Linked DNA regions of Homo sapiens: region 1 is linked to region 2. A link is an interaction called in ENCODE POLR2A ChIA-PET data of the cell type or tissue named here. Cell type or tissue: PC-9. All regions are shown on one strand.

Region 1 (8,000 bases), 230 kb after region 2:
CATTTATTAGAGAATAAGAGAGACAGAAATTAATTATGCTTTCTATGCATGATGCTGTAAAAGTTAAAATGAAATAAATTAAAAAACAAAAGTAGAAAATTCAACAGTGTTGGGACAACTGGATATCCACATGCAAAAGAATGAAGTTGGACCCCCACCTCCACACCAAACACAAAGATTAATTCAAAATGCACCATGGACCTAAAATTATAAAACTCTTTTAAGAGTAAGATAAAAAAGCAGTAAATCTTTTTTATCCTGGGTGACACCAAAAGCACAAATAAAAAAAAAACAGAAATTAGACAGATTAGAGTGTATTAAAATTTAAAACTTTTGTGCTGAAAACAATATCACCAAGTTAGTGAAAAGACACCCATGGAAAGAAAAAAAATACTGGTGAAGCATTTATCTGATAAGGTCCTTGTATCCAGAATATGTGAAAAACTTCTACAACTAAACAATAAAAAGACAAATAATCCAATTAAAAATAGGCAAAGGAATTCAATAGGCATTTCTCCAAAGACAATACACAGATGGCCAACAAGCATATGGGAAGATGCTCAACAAATCAAAACCACAATGACATCCCATTCATACCCACTAAAATGGCTATAATCAAAAGGACAAGTAAGTAACGATGTTGATAATTGGAAGTGTCCTGTATGCTAATATAAAATGGTTTAGCCACTTTGGAAAACAGTCTGGCAGTTTCTCAAAAAGTTAAATTTATGATATGACCAAATGATTCCCTCAGTATACAGCCAAGAGAAATAAAAACATACATCCACATAAAAACATATACATGAATGTTATAGCAGCATTATTACTCATAATAGCCAAAAAGTGAAATAATTCAAATGTTCACTAACTGATGAATGAATAAAATGTGGCACACCCATATGAGAGGATACTATTGGGCAATAAAAAGGAATGAAATACTGATACGACATGGATAAACCTGAAAACATCACGCTGAGTAAAAGAAGACACAACATGTCACATATTGTGTTATTCCATTTATATGAAATCTACACCATAGGTGAATGTATAGAGACAGAAGGTAAATCAGAAGTTACCTATAGCTGTGGGAGTTAGAAGGAAATGGGATGTGACTATTAATGCATATAGGGTTTCTTTCTCGGGGTGATAAAAACATTCTATAATTTTGTGGTGACAGTTGTACACCTTGAGAATAAACTAAAAAATAATGATTTTTAAAAATAGGTCAATTATGTAGTATGGGAACTATATTTCAATAAAACTATTTTTAAAAGGTAGAAAGAAGAAATAATGAAATTAAGGTAGAAATTTATACTGGACACTATTGGCAATAAGGAAAAAATAGAGACAAAAACTGTTTCTAGGGAAGCACTATTAAAATAGAAAAACCTTTGGCAAATAGGACCATGAGTGGGGAAAGGAGAAATCATATATGATCAACCTTAGGAGCAAAAAAGGAGGCAATACAAATATTAAAAAGATTTATTTTCATGTATAAGAGAATACCATGTACAACTTTATACCAATTAATTTAAAATCTAGACAGAATGGTTCATTTTCTAGAATAATAAATTAATGAAACTATCTTAAGAAGCAATAGAAAATGTGAATAGAGCAATGACTGTAACTAAAATGAAGTTAAAGAACTATCTCCTCCTTCCCTTTTCCTAGCTACTGCAAAGAAAAAAATACGTACCAGGCCAGGATATTTTATGGACAGATTTTACCAAGCTTTCAAAGAAAAGTGTGATACCCTTTATACAACTCCAAACACAAATACTTTCCATACTGTTTATTATATATTTTCTACAGGTTCATACATATTAAGAATAATTAGAAAAAGATCTCAGATGAATATTTAAAAAATGATAATCTATGATTAACAGACCAAAAAATATATATAGCACAGTGTTGAGATGGTCAAAGGGGACAATGAAATTCACGATGCTGCTTCCATTTTGAATAAAAAAATTTATATGACAATCTACATAATAAAAATTTGACAATTATTTGGAATAAAAAATTAAGGTATTATTTGGAAACATGCATTAAATTTTCTGTCTAGTTGATTGAACCATAGAACGTAGATAAAAGGGAGGCATTACTGCCATCGAACAGAAAGTTATTCTAATTGTAGGTAAAATCCCTAAGAAACTGAAAAGCCTACATGCTGGTCTTGTAAGCCTGAATATAAAGTTAAAGCAGAACTAACAAAAAGGAATAGCCTTGTCTTTCTTTGTGTTGCTATAAGAAAATACCTGAGACAGTCGTTTATAAAGAACAGAAATGTATCATAGTTCTGGAGGCAGGGAATTCCAAGATCCAAGTGCTGGCAAGTTTGTCTTTTGAGGGCCTGGTCTCTCCTTCCAAGATGGCGCCCTGTTACAGCATCCCCCAGAAGGGTAATGATGGGTCCTCACATGACAGAAGACTGGAAGAAAGGAAACCCACTCTCTCAAGTCTGTTTAAAAGGATCCTATTCCCATCCATGAAGGTTCCACCCTCATGACTGAATCACCTCGGAAAGGCCCCATCTCTTACTACATATTGGCCATTATGTTTCAACACGTGAATTTTGGGTGATACATTCACATTATAGCACTTTGTAATTTTCACAATATCAAAATTTCCTTAGTTCTAAGATGTAATTAATTATAAGATTCAACTTTCAATTTATGGCTTTTCAGGGGAAAAGAAAACTACGGCATTAAATATGCACATTTATGTTTAAAAACATCCAAATGCAAAAAAAAAAAGTATCTGAGGATCAAGAAATATTGGTGTTATATGACAAAGAAGACACTAATAAAAATGAAAAACACTCTTCCAATGATAACATTTGAAGCTATGTTGGATTCTACAGCAAAGTTGTGCCTGGATAATGATGTTTAGTTATATATTGATATTAATATATAATGATTATTTAAGAAATAGCAAATACTGCTGGAGAAAGGCAAGCAAAACAAAAGTGCCTCAATTTATCTGATGCTTTTTAAATTGGCCAAGGGCCTAAAAATAATAACAGAGAAACGATATCAGAGTTGCTACTGTGGATGTTTTTCCTGGCTTGTGGAATACGATGACTTTCATATAATGTCAGAGACAAATAATAAATCACTTCACAGTTATTTATATATTCATAGAGATGGGGGTTTTCCTTATAAGAACCTTTGATTTCCATCATATAAGAAAAAAGAAACCAAAAACACCAACTTGAAATGCTATTTTCCTACTGGATTTTAACTTGAATTGCCACAAATGTGTGAAGAAGTGAACTGCTTATTTAAAAAAAAAAAAAACTATTGACAAGTCTCTGGCTTTTATTAGTCAACTGGAAAATCAAACAGCAAATGGGGAATAAACAAAATTCCTATGACTGTAAATTTCAACAAGAAGTGAAAATAGAACAGATGTGGAACATTTTCCTTAATGTGTTACTATTTAGCAGTACTTCCCTCCAAGGTGCAAAACATGACCATCTTCTTGGAATGTACTCAAATGGGCTCTTTTACAGGCTTTCCAAGAAAACACAAAAGCAGCAAGCTTCCAGTTGTTATGCCTGAAAATGACTCATGCCATGAAAATATGCAACTTAAGATAGCTAATGAGAGAAGAACCATTCTACGACAGCTCTAACAAAGATAAAGTTCCAGAAACTTCAAACATTTATTGTACAAGGGATGTCATAACGACCCTTTCAATTTGCATGACGAGACCTCACTATAAATGACCTGTTTTACAAGACCACATCCACTTATCCTTAAAATTGCACAATTTACAATGAACCTGTGCTGGTATCATCCTTTTGTATTTTGTGTTGTGACTCTTGCTGGCTTCAGAACACAAATTATGGCTCTCAGCATCATGTTCACCATGTGCATCTTTGAAAAATTTCACCTGTGAAACTTTACACTACACTCACATACCAGCCAAATGAGTTCCTGAAAAAATCTGCCACAGTGAATAAATAAAGGGGGGAGAAATTATAGATTTGATACTTGCTGGGGAGTATGATATGAAAGTAATTGTGCTTCCTGTAGGCCATGCACAACTGTAAGAAGTGCTCTTCTTCCTGCAGACAGACAAACTCAATGATGGAGAGCCTAACAGTTGGCAATAAAAGAAAAACCAGCCCTTGTAGGCCAACCAGACCCTTCTAGAGTGTCTGACCTACTTTTAAAGCATGCTGAAGGGCTTTCAGCAGATAAGAGTTAATGAAGGAGAGAGAAAAAATAAGTCTACAATATCACACTTACTATTTAAGTGTGCCCATCAGTGTGCCTTATATTAGTAAAGTATACATTGTCCAACTCAGGTTCAATGGTAGATTACTTATATAGGAAACATATCTCAATTGCAACTGCTCTAGGAAACATCAAATATTTTGACGAAAGAATTACAGAATCAAACTCTGAAATGAAAGTCCACTTCTACCCACAACCCAGAGAGGAGATCCGGCGAGTCCTACTTTGTGCAGGGTAGTTACATGTAAAACATCCCTTCCCTCCTCCTTTGCATCCATTCAACTCTGCCTACTAAATGATTATTTCAATTAGCACAGAATGTGCATTTCTACTCATCAGATACATGGACATATTTTTGCAGTTTGAGCACCTACTATGTGCCAGAGCCTCTCTTGGTGCTTTTCATGTATTATGTTAATTAACTCTCCCTACAAGTCTATGGGGATAATACTATTGTCCCAATTTTATAAATTGCAAAACCTCGGGTAGGAACTTATCCAAGATCACAAAGCCAGAGGACAGAAGGGCTATGAGTCAAACACGTATCTTTCCACATCCAAAACCTATGTTTACTCAGCAACCACTGCACCGTGCCTCTCAGTGCCCTGAAGGTTATTTTACTTTTACTTTCTTTATTTTTTTATTTTGTTTATTTATTTATTTTTTTGAGACAGGATCTTGCTCTGTCACCCAGGCAGGAGTACAGTGGCACAATCTTGGCTCACTGCAACCTGTGCCTCCCAGGCTCAAGCAATCCTCCCACCTTAGCCCCCAGAGTAGCTGCGATTACAGGTGTATGCCACCACACCCGGATGTTTATTTATTTATTTGTTTGTTTATTTTTGAGATCGAATCTTGCTCTGTCACCCAGACTGGAGTATAGTGGCATGATCTTTGCTCACTGCAACCTCCACCTCCCAGGCTCAAGTGACTCTCCTGCTTAGGCCTCCTGAGTAGCTGGAATTACAGGCACCCACAACCACGCCTGGCTAATTTTTGTATTTTCAGTAGAGATGGGGTTTCACCATGTTGGCTAGGCAGGTCTCGAACTCCTGACCTTAAGTGATCCACCCGCCTCAGCCTCCCAAAGTGCTGGGATGACAGGTGTGAGCCGCCGCACCCAGCCCGGCTAATTTTTGTATTTTTTGTAGAGATGGGTTTTCACCATGTTGCTTAGGCTGGTCTCAAACTCCTGAGCTCAATCAATCCACCCACCCTGGCCTCCCAGAGTGCTGGGATTATGGGTGTGAGCCACCACTCCTGACCTAAGACTGCTTTTCCTGACAATTCTCTTGAAACCCAGATACTGGTCAACACTGATATGGGTTTTTAAAGCAAGCTCCAATAACTGCCTAAGTCCCTATGATTTTTTTTCCGATTCTGACATTTTCTATATATTTTGAAAATATATGTACATGTTAAATAAATAACAATAACATAATTCACTGTAATATGGTTTGGGATGCCCAGGTAATCCCCAACACTCATGAATCTAGTGTGCAGATGGACATCCAAGAATAGTGCCTCCCTGTCAAATAGCTGGTACCTACCCCAGTCTCTTGCAGAGAAGAAAATTCTTTTCTCCTGACTTTCCCCTTCCTGCTACAGGTCACACCACTCCCTGAAACTGCTATTGTATATGCCCCTGAAGCAACTTTCCAACAGGCAACAGTAAAGGCAGGCAATGCTTCTGTTAACAGAAGTGGTATCTTCATCACCTTCAACATCATCCTCACTCCCATCATGACCATTACACATCACAGCAGCCCCCATTATATAAAGTGCTTACAGGAGTCCAAGCACTGTTCTAGGCCTCACAACAACCCTTTAAAATAGGCATTGTTATCTTTGCTTTGCAAATGAAAAAAAACTGAGTCTCTGAGAAACTGACAAGGGAGTGAGAGGAAATAAAACACAAAGCTCACTGACTATTCTTATGTGCTCCCTACTACTACCCTGGACAAGTAAATTTCTTTAATTGAGTCCTATGTCTATATTTTATCTTATTCTCTCTTTTTGGAAACTCACTTCTGGTCCTCATTTGTTCCCATCACAAGAAAAATTTCTTAGGAGAATTGATATGACCTCAAGTGTTCCTTTGAACAAATCAGGTGTTTCGGCTTACTGCGTATTATGCATGCGGCCACTGTCTTTCCTTTTGTACTACAACTATAAAAAAGAGAATAGCACATAAGAAAAGAGAAGAAAAAAATGTCAGAATAACTTAATGAACTGTTCACCTAATTTAAGAATAGGTTTAAAAAAATGTTTTAATACTACTTAATCCTCGTGTGATTCTCACCACAACCTACAAAGCAGGTATCATTAGCCCCATTCCATAGAAGCAGCTCAAAAAGGTTAGACAACCAGTGCAAGCACAGCCAATAAGCAATAGAATCAAAATTTAAAACCCAGTTTTTTCTACAAATCAGAAAGCAAATGACAATCCGATTAAAAAGACAAACGGGGACCGGGTGGAGTGGCTCATGCCTGCAATCCCAGCACTTTGGGAGGGTGAGACAGGCGGATCACCTGAGGTCAGGAGTTTGAGACCAACCTGGCTAACATGGTGAAACCCAGTCTGTACTAAAAATACAAAATTAGCCAGGCATGGTGGCAGGTGCCTGTAATCCCAGCTACTAGGGAGGCTAAGGCAGGAGAATCAGCCAGGAGGCAAAGGTTGCAGTAAGCCGAGATTGCGCCATTGCACTCCAGCCTGGGCAACAAGAGTGAAACTCCATCTCAAAAAAAAACAAAAACAAAAAACGGACAAATGGAAAAAGACTTGAATAAAAACTTCATGAAAGAGGATATCCAAATAGACAATGAGCATTTGAAAAAGTGTTCAGTATCATTCTACATCAGAAAAATGCAAATTAAGATCACAATGAGATACCACTGCACATCCACCAAGATATGCAAAAATTTAAAAGACTCATAATACCAAATGTTGGTGAGGATGAGAAGCAACTGGAACTCTTACACGGTGTAGGTGTGAGTGCAAATTGGTATAACTACTTTGGAAACTATTTGGCAATATTTATTACAGCAGAACATATGACGACACTGTAATCCAGCAATTCTACTCCTAGAATTGTGCACATATGTCCATTGTATAAGAATGCTCACAACAGTAGCTAAAAACTGGAAACAAATCAACAGAAGAATGGGTAAGCAGATCATGGTATATTCATACAATCAAAGACTACACAGCAATTAAAAAAATCAAACTACTGCTACATTCAAACTACATGGATGAATCTCAGAGAGTAATGTTAGCAAACAAAGTTACAGCAGAAGAATACATACTTTATCATTCCATTTATATGAAATTCAAAGACAGGCAAAAATAATCCAGGGTGATAGCATCAGAATCGTGGTTACTTTTGGGAAGGAAGGGAAGCGTTCAATAAGAGGAGACACAAGGGAGCTGCTGAAAACCTCAGTGTTCAAAATATTGACCTGGGAAATGGTTATATGGATGAGTGTGCGTGGTGCATGTGTGTGCGTAAAAATTTACCAAACCATGCAGTTAAGATTTTTATAACTTGCTATATTTATTTCATCTCTATCTCTCTCTCTCTCTTTTTTTTGTTTTTTTTTTGAGATGGAGTCTTGCTCTGTCACCCACGCTGGAATGCAGTGGCCTGATGTTGACTCACTGCAACCTCTGCCTCCCAGGTTCAAGCAGTTCTCCTGCCTCAGCCTCCCAACTAGCTGGGACTACAGGTACGTGCCACCATGCCCAATTAATTT
Region 2 (8,000 bases):
ACCACTTTCCTAAATTGTAACAGCTTTCCAGAGTGGTGAATTGGTGGAATGAACTCCAGACCAGTTGGTAAGTGACTAACCATGCATTTGAAGGAGGGTCAAGTAGATCATCATTCAAGAGGCCAGTGTTTTCCTCCACATTTAGTGTGGGATATTTTTGGTGCAGAGAAAGTTCTCTGTTCTTGGAATCAACAATTTTAAATTTTTACTGTTTGGTTTTGCATTTACCTTTTCCGTAAGGCACCGGCTATACCTTTCAAATCTTGAACTATAAAGTTCACTTTCTAGCAGTTAGTATATAAAAATACTCATTTGGTAAATAACTTTCAGATGAAACCCTAATTTTCTTATTTTATAGATACATGGCATAGAGTTTTTATCACACTATCTTCATAAACTAGATTTTTTCTTGAGAAATACTCACTTTTAGAATATATATTTTATAACATGTATAGCAAGACTGAAAAAAGACATTTAAACATTTTGGGACAAGTGTCACCTTCCTCCCAAGAGCAAAGTCAGCTTAGAATAAAGTGAATATTCAGGAACTAATTCTCTAAAGGATCTATACTTCCTGGCCTTAGTGTATCAACTTAACTTTTTTTTTTTTTTTTTTTTTTTGAGATGAGTCTCGCCCTGTTGCCCAGGCTGGAGTGCAGTGGCGCAATCTCGGCTCACTGCAACCTCCGCCTCCCAGGCTCAAGCGATTCTTCTGCCTCAGCCTCCCAAGTAGCTGGGACTACAGGCATGTGCCACCACGCTAAGCTAATTTTTATATTTTTAGTAGAGATGGGGTTTCACCATGTTGGCCAGGCTGGTCTCAAACTCCTGACCTCAGGTGATCCACCCGCTTTGGCCTGCCAAAGTGCTGGGATTACAGGCGTGAGACACCGCATTCAGCCTCAACTTAATTTTTATTAAACATGAATAATACAATGAGTATTGGTATTTTGTGCTGGGTAACTTTTTATTGTGAGGGCTGTTCTGTGTTCTGTAGGATGTTTTGAAGCATGTCTGACCTAACTAGATGCTACTCACACCCACTGCAGACAATGCCAATGTTCCCTGGGGGGCAGAATCACCACTTACATAAAAGAACCAAAGATTTGAATTTAACTAATCACAAAAACAAATAAGGACAGGCCTAGTTTAATGCAGATACAATTTATCAAAAATATAGAGATTTCATTCTTTCTTCATTCACATCCAAAAATTAGGGAAAATCCAGTAGACACAAACTCTTAGATTCTCCCATTAAATGAAAAACTTTGATATATTCACTTATTCTAAAAAACCATAGTACTGGCTCTGAATTGCCACCATGCAGGTTTTCTCATGTCACCATATAATACAGCTCATATTATACATATCAGAGGATCTGTACCACCTGTATTAAAACTATTTTATAGTGTTGAAGACAAGGACACAAAAAGCTAAATAAGTTGAGGAAAGGGTGAAGATTTTTCTGAAACTTTTTTTTTTTTTTTTTTTGAGATGGAGTCTCACTCTGTCGCCCAGGCTGGAGTGCAGTGGTGCGATCTCAGCTCACTGCAAGCTCCGCCTCCCGGGTTCACACCATCCTCCTGCCTCAGCCTCCCGAGCAGCTGGGACTACAGGCGCCCGCCACCGCGCCCGGCTAATTTTTGTATTTTTAGTACAGACGGGGTTCCACCGTGTTAGCCAGGATGGTCTCGATCTCCTGACCTCATGATCCACCCGCCTCGGCCTCCCAAAGTGCTGGGATTACAGGCGTGAGCCACCGCACCCGGCCTGAAACTTTTATATTTGCAGCAACACAGGGTCACAGGGCTACAGGATTAATTACACAAGAGGGTGAGGTATGGGTTAGTAACAATGGCTCACGTTTACCTGATGGGTATATTTAGTTAGGGATGAATAAAGCTGCCACTAAATTAATACTATTCAGTTACACGAACACTAATCAAAGAGAGAGAAAGAGAAAAGGAAAAGACAGAGACAGAGAGAGAGAAAAAGAGAGAGAGAGAGAGAGATAATAGGTATACTTTACCATCCCCAGGAATGATGCGGAGGGTAACTGTGTTTCCCGCTTCCTTGATTAGGTTCACAATGTCTGAATGGGATTTGTTGGTGATGGAACATCCATTTACTGCCAAGATCCGGTCTCCTACTTTCAGCTTGCCACAGCGGTCAGCAGGGCTCCCCTCAATAATCCGACCTATTTTGTGAGGCATAGCCACACATGCATTGCCTGCTTTGATATTGAGTTTTAATTTTTTTAAAGTTACGTGGGAATATAGCAAAGGGAAGAGAAAAAGGGTTGAAAAGGGAAAGAGAAGGTTAAGTGTTAATAAATTAAAGCATTAAGCAAATGTTATTAAAGGAGAGCTCTGCACCGATGGTCAAAACATTGGCAATACTCAGGGTGTCTGTATAAGGAGCTACTGCCCTGAAACTAGAATTCATTGCTGCCATCCTTTCCAGATTCAAAATTAGGGGAATCCCCAGCTTTCCTCCTTAAACCAATTACAAAATTTGGGATAGTTGGCAACTTCAAAGATTTTTAAGAGCCCCAAAATAACTGGCTGTTCGCTTATTTTGGGACTGCAAATGTGAAACCCAAGGCTGGGATGGATGCTTTTACTCATTCTGTGTTCATGTCACTTCATTTTTGCCAGCTGTTGTTTAAGCTTCTGCCAATGTTTTGTTCTTTCTCTGTTTAGAAAAATAATCACTGGGCATCTGGTGAGGCATAAGAGTCTGCTAGCACCAAAAATTCAATCTGAAAACACCTGATGAACAAACACTCAGACTTTCTGCCTTCTCCCCAGAATGATGAAAGCTTTAGAAAAAGGGTGTAATTATAAGAGATGAGCCAAGAAAGCACCCAACCTTGAAGCTTATTTTTCCTTTTAGGACCTTTGCTCAAGCAGCTAGTCTTATGTGCTTTCAGAGCGTGGCCTGACTGGTTCATTAGCTCTGAAATCATTCTGCTGCCTCACAAAAATCCCCTCAAAGGACTACGAAAATCTAGTACCTATTCAGGCTGAGGACATTGATCCAAAGCTAGGTTCAAATCATTCCTCACCCTTTTTCCTTTAATCATCTCCTTTCTCATCATCAGTTACCCATATCAAAGACCGAGAAAAGTGCATTTGGAGAGAAAGGTTTATTCGTGCACTTTGAGGCACTGCATGTCATTGCTAACTTCTAGAGAGAGGTGGCTGGCTTTGAGGCCTGACATAGGATTTCTGGTTAATCTAGTTAATCATGTATTGAGTTTCAAAGTTCTTATGCATATTCACCTACTTTGAGAATTTGTCTTTCTGGGGACTATGAAGGTAGTTATGCAGTTGAGTTACCTTTTGGAAAGGGTGACAAATAACATGAGGGACATTACAACTAACTGAGTAGGCTCTTCTGTCATGATTTGGACCTTAAGGGTAAAGTGTGTGGGAAAATGCACTTTAATTCCTTTGAATTTCAGCAGATTTGCCTGAGCTTGTATCACAGAATGGAACACCAAGGTAAGATAATTTTTAAAAGTTAACAGTCTATTAGAATACAATAGGTAGGTGTGCTGGAATGCTCCCATACTCAAATTCAAGGTCTTGACTAAGTTTAGTTGATCTCCAAGGACAATTGGTATAACAAAGGTATCGAACAGCAGGTCTGAGGAAAGCTCAGCAAAGCTCAGAAGCCTCATGCAAGGTATTAGGGAAAGTTTAATTTGTTCGTTGTAAGAGCCAAAGGAAAACAATCAAAGACCAAATTGTGAGTGTGAATACAATATTCATTATATAACACATAACCTGCCACTTGACATATTTGCTATTTCTTTCTAGAAGGTGAAACTGACAATTCTGAAATAGTTAGGAACGTCACAGGATGCATGGAGACAGTCAAACTGTAGATCTGAAGAAAATAATTTGGGATTTCTTTCTCCCCTCTTCCTTCTCTTTATTTTTATATTAAGCAAGAAAGTCTCTGAAATTAATTTTAAAACAAAACCAAAAAACCTTGCTTTGATGTCAGGTCATCCATCCATGACATGCTATGATGACTTTATTAATGTAGCTCAAAAAGCACTGTTAGTAATAGGCGTTTGTTACTGCAGCCACACATGCATAGACCTGGCTGAGTCACTGTCCCCTGTTAAACATAAAACTTACGGGGAGACAGCTCCAGCAGGAAGCAACACACCAGGATTAAATGGAGGCCAAGTGAGCTCTACTGGATGAGAATGCTAAAGGGTTGTAGCACCTTGCTGATTCTAGCCAGTTTCCATGTGGATAAGTCATTCAGGGATAGAGCTGAGGTACATGAAAAGCCCACACAGCCTGCACAGCCCTTCCCCTTCTCCCATTGTATTCCATAGTAAGTAACAAATGTGCTTGGGAGATAACAAATGACTTTTTACCCAATCAGGAAGGTGGATCATTTTTGGAGTGTACATCTATAATCAATCCATTGCAATGGGAAGCAGATTCATATATCACTAGTTTCTGCAATCATCTGGGTTTCTATTGGTCTTTGCTAGTGTACCCAGAAGAGAGTGAATCCTTCTGAGAAAGTGACAACTGTGTTTCTCCATACTTTGCTGAAACCCTCAATGTCTGGACGAGACAGGAAAATCGAATGACTCTTAACTCAGATTTTAACCAGACTTTAAATCAAGCAACAGTAAAAATATTATTTAAAATTAAAAAAAATTCCTATGGGGATAGAGTAGAGAAAGAACACAGATGAGGCAGACTAGCATCTCATGTAGTATTTTTACTCCTTACACCTCTGTTTTTCCTAGAGCATTTTTACAGCCGTATGCTCCTTGTAAAAACTCTTAAGACATTCTTAAGACCATTCTGAGGCCCTTGCAATTAGTGCTATCCTATTCAAGACCTTTCGAAAGCCTTGCTTTGGCAAAAACTGTAGACTCTGTATGCTGTCCAGGGGTTCCTATTCAAATTTCTTTTCTTTCCTTTCCTTTTCTTTTTTTTTTTTTTTTAAGACAGAGTCTCGCTGTGTCACCCAGGCTGGAATGCAGTGGCACAATCTCGGCTCACTGCAACCTCCACCTCCCAGGTTCAAGCGATTCTCTTGCCTCAGCTTCCCAGGTAGCTGGGATTACAGGCATGCACTACCACGCCCAGCTACTTTTTGTACTTTTAGTAGAGACAGGGTTTCACCACGTTGGCCAGGTTGGTCTCAAACTCCTGACCTCAAGTGATTCACCCTCCTCGGCCTCCCAAAGTGCTGGGATTACAGGCGTGAGCAACAGCGCCCGGCTGCTATTCAAATTTCACGCAAATCTGATGTATGCTTTAAGTTGTGTATGCGTGATCACATTCTCAGTGTGGAAGTTGAAAGGGTTGAACAAATATTCCCAACCTTCAAAAGGGAAAAAGCTACCAAATCAACTCCATCTCCAATTAAGTCTTTAATTACCCAGAGCAAGAAGCTATAAAGCATTTCTGCACGTGAGGTCTGAGTCAGCTTTCACTCGCAAGAGAACAAAAACTCCCAGGCATGGTGGGAAACCCTGGGTAATTTCACGTTCAGCACTCACCAAAGGTCGTGCCTGCTTCGGGCCTGCTCACCGAGGACACGATGACGAAGCCGAAGCCCTCGTTCTCCCCGCGCCGGATCTCCACGTCGTAGGGCTGCACCACGGTGCTGACCACGCCGCTGCCCCCGCCGCCGCCACTGCCGATGCCGCTGGTGCTGCCGCTGCCCGAGCTCACCGTGTTCAGCGAGTTCTGGCTGCCCTGCGGAGTGCGCTTCTCTTCTGTCAGCGAGGCCGGCTGGTTGCTACTGTGATGAGAGGAGGCTGGCGAGGGCACCTCGTTCTCGGTTTTGGGCACTGTAGCAGAGAGATGCACGCGTACATCACCGTGTCCTGCAGCCCCTCCATCCTGCTGCCCCTCCCTCCTTCCAGCAACTCCTGCTAGAAATCAAAACGTGAACCGAGGGGAGGAGACAGCACCTGGTTTCACAATACCTGGATATACGGATTGAAAGCAGCTTCTCTTGACAAATATTAACCATTCAGTATCTACGAACATTGATCCCACCTAACACCAAATGGGACTCCCAAATAGCGTTTGTTGTTTATAGCATGCTATATGTCGACATCCACACTCAGAATCAAGTCTGCAGCAAGATCGGCCTGCTGTGAAATATTTCCCCATTGCACAAAGGGAAGGGCCTAAGCGTAGGTGAGGGCTACACCCGTGAAGACCGCCATCTTGGCTTCATAGATACAACCTTGGATGCACGTTCACATTGTCATTACTTTCCAGTCACATTTCCACCCAGCTTTTTCCATCAGGCGACAAACAGTAAGGTGATGGTAACGTTGAGGCTACCCGCCCTATGTGGGGTTCATGACAACACCTGTGAGACATACACATGCTTCTCTTCTTAGCTTCCAGGTGTCAACATCGACTCTGATCACAGAACTGGATACACTGGCCTCCTTCTGAATTTAGTCACCGTTCTAGTGTTACCATCAGACTGCAAGGTAAAGCACTCCTAAATAGCCAACACCGTAGGTGGAACCAACTATGCCAAAAAACAAAATGTGTGTTGTGTCCAAGTTTTGGATCAGACTGTATTTATTTCCAAAAGCTTCTCTTTTCATAGATTGTTTTAATTTTGGAAAAATAAGCATAACAAATTTTTAAACCATTTTTAAGCATACAGTTGAGTGGTATTAAGTGCATTCACATTTTTGTGCAACCATCATCATCATCCATCTCCAGAATTTTGTCATTTTCCCAAATTGAAACTCTGTACTCATTAAAAACTAATTCCCCTTCCTATTTCCTCCACCCCCCACCAACCATCATTCTGCTTTCTATCTCTATAAATTTGACTACCCTAGGTATCTCATATAAAGGGAATCAATATTTCTCCTTTTGTGACTAGTTCACTTGCATAATGTCTCTTCATAGATTTGACACGCCTTTTACACAGAGCTAAAAATCCAAAATATTTAAGATTTAAAAAAATAAACCTGAAACAACAAAAAAAATCACATTGCCTTACTATTTCTATTTGGGCCAGGGAAGCGAGATAGTTAGTTTTCATCTCATCTCAAAAACTCGTTCCAGCTGACTGCTTTTAGCTACATGGAATAGTATGTTAAGAAGGATTGTGAGGTCACAAACACACTGGAATTTAACATCTTAATTCTATAATTAATCATATACCATTTAAAATGGGTTATACTCTTTTTTTTTAAAAGAAGTTACCAATTAATTTTATCTGACAGGTATCTGTTTCACTAATATGAATGCCAAGAGAATTCATAATATTTCAGGTCATATTTCTCCAGTAATTCCACTGATAGAAGACAATCACCTCTGCTGCACTCTGGGTTCTGCCTTAAAGGTTTCAAGGTGGGAGCTGCATCCAAAGGTGAACAACCAAGGTGTGTTCAACGTGAGCTTTCAAGGGAAAGGACAAACACTCACACAATTCACTGTCTCAAAATGGCAGATTCTGATACAGCAGTAAACCATGAGTCACTAGAATGGCAAGGAGGGAATGCTAAAATCTGAAGGCAGTTGGAGGAAGGAGGAATTTCCAAGGGAAGAAAGTTATATTTGAGCTGAGCCTGAAAGGATATGTAGTATTTTGAGAATTAAAGTTCAAAGCTTATGGGCAGGAAGAAGGAATCAAAGCTGACCTAGAACTGGCCAGCTCTACAACTTTCTTGTAGAAAGAAAAAAAAAAAATCTTGGTTTAATACATAGGACAGTAAGAAATCAGTAACTTTTTTATGAGCTTATTTTGTAGCACAAACCCGATTTTTGTTCCCTTGATATGAAGCTACAACTCTTCTGACTTTCATAATGACCTCATTTGCTGAGGATTAGCATCAAATGAAGAGGATGGCTAAGTTCTGATTTGCAAGGAGATAGAAGGGAAGTAATATATATTCAACTAGCCTTCCTCTGGAAGCCTTTGTTGAACACATGCAAACGGCACATTAAAGTACTTTAGAATGACAGTAATTT

What was found. Peaks named below come from ENCODE experiments on the same cell type or tissue, not always from the same donor. Only the 100,000 strongest peaks of a DNase experiment are listed, where the experiment ranks them.
Region 1: POLR2A ChIA-PET joins it to region 2 with 5 read pairs; 2 of 35 experiments call an interaction of 5 or more read pairs at or near these places.

What each region holds. Positions count from the first base shown.
Region 1 is chr3:65,601,448-65,609,447 of GRCh38, forward strand. The region is part of intron 2 of MAGI1 (membrane associated guanylate kinase, WW and PDZ domain containing 1); the gene reads right to left. Among named protein-coding and RNA genes, the nearest start is that of MAGI1-AS1, 290 kb to the right of the region's middle. In PC-9, no CTCF peak of the experiment used is centred here; DNase peaks (open chromatin) are centred at 4,794 and 5,844; H3K27ac peaks cover 397 bases.
Region 2 is chr3:65,373,716-65,381,715 of GRCh38, forward strand. It overlaps MAGI1 (membrane associated guanylate kinase, WW and PDZ domain containing 1), which reads right to left. Exons shown (of 23, transcript NM_001033057.2): 17 at 5,546-5,839; 18 at 2,030-2,230. It overlaps LOC124906246 (a long non-coding RNA gene), which reads left to right and starts at 7,334. Exons shown (of 3, transcript XR_007095952.1): 1 at 7,334-7,411. In PC-9, no CTCF peak of the experiment used is centred here; no DNase peak of the experiment used is centred here.